3 separate regions of the Homo sapiens genome follow, and regions 2 and 3 are each linked to region 1. The links are chromatin loops, found by intact Hi-C in ENCODE. Cell type or tissue: psoas muscle. All regions are shown on one strand.

Region 1 (2,500 bases):
CGCCTGTAATCTCAGCACTTTGGGAGGCCGAGGTGGGTGGATCCTGAGGTCAGGAGTTCGAGACCAGCCTGACCAACATGGTGAAACCCCGTTTCTACTAAAAATACAAAAATTAGCCAGGCATGGTGGCACACGCCTGTAATCCCAGCTACTCAGGAGGCTGAGTTGGGAGAACTGCTTGAACCCAGGAGGCGGAGGTTGCAGTGAGCCAAGATCGCACCATTGCATTCCAGCCTGGGAAACAGAATGAGACTCTAGTCTCAAAAATACATAAATAAATAAATAAATAAAAAGAAAGAAAAGAAAAAGGAGCAACCATCTAATAAAGTTTAATTTTTGAGTAGTACAAATAACTGTAAGATGGTATGCTAAATATATTTAGTACAGTAAAATAGTTTGTATTTATGCCTGGGTGTCTACATATGCAACGTGCTATTTACACTCCTGAGGCTGTAAAATGCTCATGTTTGGCCACCATTACTGAAACTACTTCAAAAAATGAAATAAGGGGAAATAACAAAATTTCTAGGAAAACTCACAGAATGGGCAAGCAAAAAGGAATTTTGCTATAGATTACTATTCTTCAAAGTAGTAGAGAAGTGGCTTACAATTTTCCAGAAGTAAAGGAAGAGTAGGTGTTAAATGGAGTATCATATTTAGAGACATAAAATATTCATGGTGTACTGTACTGAGACCACACTTCAATGTTTCTATTGTACTGCTGCATCAATATGTGATGACATATTGTAATGTTTATGCCAAAATGCTGTGATATCAGGTTGCCCTGTTTCAAAACTATTCTGAGTCTGGCTCTCCCTAACCAGATGATAAAACAGCTCTTACAAAGCAGTCAACAGCATTACAGTTTGGTTCAGTTAAAAATGTAACCCTTAAAGATATTATTTTAAATGTATACCAACTTATTTTATCTTTTAATGTGAAATGAGATAGCACGCCTTGCTATGAACTTGTGATTTTTTCCTTATTATGCCCAGTTCATGTACCATAAAATCCAGAGATTTCCATGAAGTCTTTGAACAATGTGTATAAATTTCTGTTTATACATGTCAAGAACACTTTAATTCTCACTATATTTCTGTTTAAGTGTCTGTATGATACTTTATTTTCTTAGAGAGAAATAAAGAACAGTTCCTCTACCCTGAGCTAAACAAAAGTGACATAAATTGAAATAAATTTAGTATTTATGATTACATTAAAAAATTGGGGCTGATGTGATTTCTTTACAATAGCAGAAAATGACAAAGGGGGTAAGGGAATGAGAGATAATCTACCATCTTGTTTGTAATTCCTATTTGATGCCATTATTTTAATATCATGTTTACTCAATTGATTATATTTCAGTGCCATGGGAAAATATTTTGCTAAATTAATTCAGGAAATAAGACCAGACCAGCTACTTTCTTCACTTGAGAAGCATGAAAAACTATTTTTTTTGAACTAAGGCTTTTTGTAGTCTATACTTTCCAAAACAAACATTTTACAGTTTGAACACTAGGGGGCATCTTTGTTTCTTGAAATAAAGGGTCTTGGTTGTGATCTTAAAAAAAAAAAACCTCAGCAGTGAAACATTTTTTGATTCGCATTTTGTTTTGTCAAGCATGTTGGCACCGCAAGGTTTATGACTTTGGGCTGGGCATTTTTGTTTCTATATTAATTGAATGAAGCAGCATGTGTGAGTGTGAAGAGACTAGGATAGTATCTAGTACATAAAGAGTACTCAATAGATACTTGCTCCCTTCCCAGGCCTCCTTCTGTGATTTAACTTCAAGATAAAACCTGACAGATCCTTAAAAGGCAGACTGCTCAAAAATATGTGCTTTCAGAGTTATGTGTATTAAACACTAGAACTTGCATGTTCATTTATTGAACAATGTTTTCTTTTTGAATTCATTAAGAGTTCTGCTTTTCCTTGATTATAGCAAAGCTAACTTATTGGGGATAACTAGCTTATTTACTTCTTCAAAGCCTTACATTTGTCAGCACCAAATCTCTTTTGTCTTTCTTCCTCTCTCCTCTTATTGCTTGATTTTATAAAAAGATCTAAACAAAAATGTATAGTAATATGACAAAGAAAGCCACACATAACAATGATATCATTCATAACAAGTCCCTTCTTCTCAGGAGACAGAAGAATGGAGAAGCCAGTGTGTACCTGCTTCCAAGGCTGTACTACCCTCCAGGGTGGTGGTGCAGTTTCTCAGTCCACCATCAAATTATTTTTCCTTTTACAACATTTCTGGTGGGGACAGGAGACAAGGAGGGAAGAGAAAGCAGGGAACTTCTGTTTGCTGTTAACTCTGCTGGCAGTCTAGCATTGAACCCGCTTAAGTTCAGGGGCAGGGAGGGTGAGCCAGAAGTTAGGGGTGGAAGAAGCCTTGTTCCAGCTGCTCTCGTTTCTAAATGCACATATTCACAGAAGAATCTGTTGTTTGCCATGTGCATAGTCCATTAGGGATTGAAGGGAGAAGCTGGGGCTTAT
Region 2 (2,500 bases), 560 kb after region 1:
TCCAGACGGGGTGGCAGCCAGGCAGAGGCTGCAATCTCGGCACTTTGGGAGGCCAAGGCAGGCGGCTGGGAGGTGGAGGCTGCAGCGAGCCGAGATCACGCCACTGCACTCCAGCCTGGGCACCATTGAGCACTGAATGAACCAGACTCCGTCTGCAATCCCGGCACCTCGGGAGGCCGAGGCTGGCGGATCACTCGCGGTTAGGAGCTGGAGACCAGCCCGGCCAACACAGCGAAACCCCGTCTCCACCAAAAAAATACGAAAACCAGTCAGGCCTGGCGGCGCGCGCCTGCAATCGCAGGCACTCCGCAGGCTGAGGCAGGAGAATCAGGCAGGGAGGTTGCAGTGAGCTGAGATGGCAGCAGTACAGTCCAGCTTCGGCTCAGCATCAGAGGGAGACCGTGGGGAGAGGGAGAGGGAGAGGGAGAGGGCGAGAGATTCATTGTTTAGGATCAGATGAGAATTGAAATTCATCTTTTTACTGAGAGTTCACTTGAGTGACTGTTGTCACCTGTAGTCTGAATTTAGTTTAAGATAGCTTAAGTCTGGAAGAATAGGCAGTTCACATATCTAAGATTTTTCATTTGCAAAATAAGGATTATTCTTGCCATTATTGCTCAATAAGCCACAGTTGTGGTTATTTCCATTTTTAGCCATATTTTCATCCATCTCATAGGAAGTTCTGAGATTCAGATTTCTGCCTCTACTAGTTTATGAATTTGGTAGAGGACCAGAAAGTATTACAACTTGAAAACTATGTATAAAAATGTTGATTGAATTATATTTACATTTTTGAGTTGAAATATTCTTGCTTGATCAAAAAAACAATAATTATTCCATGATATTTCATTATGGTACATTATGATGAATCCAGTTGAGATGGATATATTTTTAATATACCATACTTCCTAATTTTGTAATCAAGCCATAAGTGTTTGTATTATTGTATGTAGCATCCTTCAGCAAAGCCTAGTCCTTAGATAATTTTAAAAGTATTCAACCAAATATCAATTAGTGTTTTGATGTTCAGTCATCTTGCTTGTAGCACAGTGCTGTTAATTAGATAAACTATGGCTATTGAATGAAATTTTATGTTTAAGTATTTTCAATAGTTAAGTAAATCTCAAGTAACTGGAGGGCTTAGGCTACTTTGTTCAGTTTTGTTACTAAGTAAGAGTTTGTTGGAGTTTTAAAAATATTACTAAGTATATTAGTGTTCTTTATGAATGAAAGTTAATTTTTCTTTGATTTGGTATCTTTCAGTATATGTCAGGATCATCATACAGTTGGAAAAATTTCCTCTGGCTACACCATATTAGTCTTCTCTTGCTAGTCTAGTTTTGCATTCTCTCTGATTGATGAAATGGGTTCTGTTACCATCTATGTAACGTTGATATAGAATCGGTATTGCCAGCCCGGATTTCTCTTTCCTTCTGAGTTCAAGGCACACCTCAAAATGCCTGCTAGACCCCTTTACTTGGACATTCCACGGGCATTTGAAATTCAAACTCAATATGGCCAAATTAAACCCAACTCTCTTCCCAAACCTGCTCTTCCTCCAGAGACCTCTGTCTTACTCAATGCACCACCACCTAAAGGCAGAAAGCTTGGAATCTTTTCTCTCCCCTGTCCCTCACCAATCTTTTCAGTTGTATTGTCCATACCTAGTTCAACAGCAGTTTATTTTTCTTAGAGAGACTGACTTTTATCGAGTCTTTCCAAGGCATTTGCTTATAGAAATAACAGTTGTCTTTTTTACTTTTTTTCTGAGACGGAGTGTCGCTCTGTCGCCCAGGCTGTAGTGCAGTGGCGCGATCTCGGCTCACTGCAAGCTCCGCCTCCCGGGTTCCCGCCATTCTCCTGCCTCAGCCTCTCGAGTAGCTGGGACTACAGGCGCCCGCCACCACGCCTGGCTAATTTTTTGTATTTTTTAGTAGCGACGGGGTTTCACTGTGTTAGCCAGGTTGGTCTCCATCTCCTGACCTTGTGATCCGCCTGCCTCGGCCTCCCCAAAGTGCTGGGATTACAGGCGTGAGCCACCGCGCCTGGCCACGCCTGCCTAATTTTTTGTATTTTTAGTAGAGATGGGGTTTCACCGTGTTAGCCAGGATGGTCTGGATCTCCTGACCTCGTAATCCGCCCGCCTCAGCCTCCCAAAGTGCTGGGTGAGCCACCGCGCCCAGCCCTCTTTTTTACTTTGATGTTTGGTTTGTTTAACGTTTAATTACAGTATATATTTATGATAGGAGAATAAGGTTTGTGAACACACAGTTAACTGATGGGAGCAGAGGCGCTTCGTGATCAGCATGCTGTAGACATGAGTCAGTGTCGATTAATCTGGCAAGTTGGTTAGATGGAGGTTGGATAAGAGAGTTTCTACTGTAATTATTTGTGTTTTTTATCTCCCTTTGTTAGAATATGAGCTCTTACAAGGCAAGGACTATATATTTTTTCATTTTTGTATACCTAACCTTTACTTATGCACAGTGCCTGCTACTTA
Region 3 (2,500 bases), 54 kb after region 1:
AGTAGCCAACACTGTCAAAAGTTATAAATAAATGATGTAGGAGGAGGACTAAAAATGTATGACTAATTGATATTATATTCAATTGTGAACTTAAAGTTCTTACTTTCTAAAAAAATTAACTTTTTTTTATTTTTTAGAGAAAAGGTCTCCCTCAGCTGCCCAGGCTGCAGTGCAGTGGTGTGATCATAGATCACTGCAGCCACAAATTCCTGGACTCAAGCTATCCTCTGCTGCAGCCTCCCGAGCAGCTGGGGCTACAGATGCATGCCCCCACACCTGCCTAATTTTTTATTTTTATTTATTTATTTTTTTTCTGATACAGAGTCTTACTCTATCACCCAGGCTGGAGTGCAGTGGTGCAATCTCACCTCACTGCAACTTCCACCTGCCAGATTCAAGAGATTCTCCTCCCTCAGCCTCCCAAGTAGCTGGGATTATGGGCACCCACCACCGTGCCCAGCTAATTTTTGTATTTTTAGTAGTCGGGGTTTCACCATGTTGGCCAGGCTGGTCTTGAACTCCTGACCTCATCATCGGCCCGTCTCAGCCTCCCAAAGTGTTGGGATTACAGGCGTGAGCCACCACACCCGGCCTATTTTTATTTTTTTATACAGATAGGGTATCACTATGTTGCTCAGGCAGGTCTTGAACTCCTAGCCTCAAGTGATCCTCCTGCCTTGGCTTCCCAAAGCGCTGGGATTATAGGTGTAAACCACCATGCCTGGCCAGATTCTTGCTTTTTTTAAGTCTCCAAATGGTTAGAGTTATACACTCTGAACTTTGACACTTAACTTCTGTCTCATTATAGACAATGATGTTTTATCACTGGTGGCAACCATTTTCTTCAAAACTTTACTGTTTCTAGTATATCTTTGAATATCAGAACAACTGACAAGCCTTTCTTGTTTCTGTTCATCACTTAAAAATATGGCATAATCTTACAGAAGTCTTAACCAACATCAAATTGGTTTTCAAAATGAGTGTTTTTATCTAAATTTAACTTTTTACTCATCACTGTTTGTCTTTTAGAATAAGTCAAGTCTCTAACTTTTAAAACATTTTTATCAGCCTTGGGATGACCAGATAGTAGCTTTGCGCATCAACAGTGATGTAATCACTGCATTCTTTAAACCTTTAATATCAGAAAAATGTATACATCTGTGACATATTATTTCTATATTTATAACATGTTAAAGGTATTCCACCCGGATTCATTTAACTAGTCACAAATTTTGGCATGCATTGTTCTTTTTTTTGTTTTTTTTGAGACGGTGTCTCGCTCTGTCACCCAGGCTGGAGTGCAGTGGTGTGATCTTCACTTACTGCAACCTACACCTTCCAGGTTCAAGTGATTCTCCTGCCTCAGCCTCCTTAGTAGCTGGGATCACAGGCGTCCACTACCTCGCCTGGCTAATTTGTGTATTTTTAGTAGAGATAGGGTTTCACCATTTTGGACCAGGCTGGTCTTGAACTCCTGACCTCAAGTGATCCACCCACCTCAGCTCCCCCAAACTGCTCGGATTATAGGTGTGAGCCACTGTGCCCGGCCGCTTTGTTTTACAAAAGATCTACACACTGGCAGAAAAAAATAACACTAATGAGGAGGGTACTTAATAAAAACAAACAAAATATCCATGGTAACACACACTTGTGAGCCAGTGCATTTGCGCCAGGAATTGTGCTAAGTCCTTAGTATTTCTTTCAATGTTTAAACAATCTTATAAAGTTATTATTATTCATCCTTTTTAATGATAAAAAACTGAGGTTTAATATGTAACTAATTTGTTAATTTGTCCATGGTTATGCTATTTTTAAAAAGGTTTTATTGATGCATGATTTAAGTACCACAAAATTTGCCCATTTTCTAATGTTAGAACATTGCCCACCTACAGTCATTTCCCATTCCCCATGACCAGCACCCTTCACCAGCCCCAGGTATTCACTAATTTTCACTAATTTCACCATTTTCTGTCTTCCATAGTTATACTATTCACAAGTAGCAGTGTCAGGGCTCAAGATTGGATTAACATATTCCAAAAGTTCTGAAAGATGTGCCTTAAATCCTAGGGATTTAAAATAAATGAAATAGTATAAAAATTTATTAAAACAAATAATTAAATGGGGGAACTGCCTGCTTCATAAAAGAATTATTTAGTTCACAAAGAATGCATCATAACTTCAATGGCAAGACTCGCTATGCACTTATGAACTGATGTACAGGCACACCTCAGAGATATTGCTGGTTTAGCTCAAGACCATGCAATAAAAGTGAATATCACATTAAGTGAGTCATATGAATTTTTTGGTTTCCCGTGAATATATGTTTTGTTTACACCATACCGTAGTCTATTAGGTGTGCAATAGCATTATGTCTAAAAACACAATGTATATACCTGAATTTAAAAATATTTTGTTGGTAAAAAATGCTAATAATCATCTGAGGCTTCAGTTAGCTGTAATCTTTTGGCTTGTAGAAGTCTTGATGGTTGCTGACTGATCA

What was found. A loop is a pair of places that touch in the nucleus more often than their neighbours do. Peaks named below come from ENCODE experiments on the same cell type or tissue, not always from the same donor. Only the 100,000 strongest peaks of a DNase experiment are listed, where the experiment ranks them.
Region 2: it touches region 1 in a loop (2.7-fold over the local background); 16 of 110 quality-filtered maps call a loop at or near these places.
Region 3: a loop joins it to region 1, with 7 times the contacts of the local background. A loop is called at or near these places in 2 of 110 quality-filtered maps.

What each region holds. Positions count from the first base shown.
Region 1 is chr5:81,424,163-81,426,662 of GRCh38, forward strand. All of the region lies in intron 16 of SSBP2 (single stranded DNA binding protein 2), which reads right to left. Among named protein-coding and RNA genes, the nearest start is that of ACOT12, 31 kb to the left of the region's middle. In psoas muscle, a CTCF peak has its summit at 1,505 (motif pointing right); no DNase peak of the experiment used is centred here; H3K27ac peaks cover 1,113 bases.
Region 2 is chr5:81,984,013-81,986,512 of GRCh38, forward strand. All of the region lies in intron 1 of ATG10 (autophagy related 10), which reads left to right. Among named protein-coding and RNA genes, the nearest start is that of ATG10, 13 kb to the left of the region's middle. In psoas muscle, no CTCF peak of the experiment used is centred here; no DNase peak of the experiment used is centred here.
Region 3 is chr5:81,478,044-81,480,543 of GRCh38, forward strand. All of the region lies in intron 6 of SSBP2 (single stranded DNA binding protein 2), which reads right to left. Among named protein-coding and RNA genes, the nearest start is that of ACOT12, 85 kb to the left of the region's middle. In psoas muscle, no CTCF peak of the experiment used is centred here; no DNase peak of the experiment used is centred here.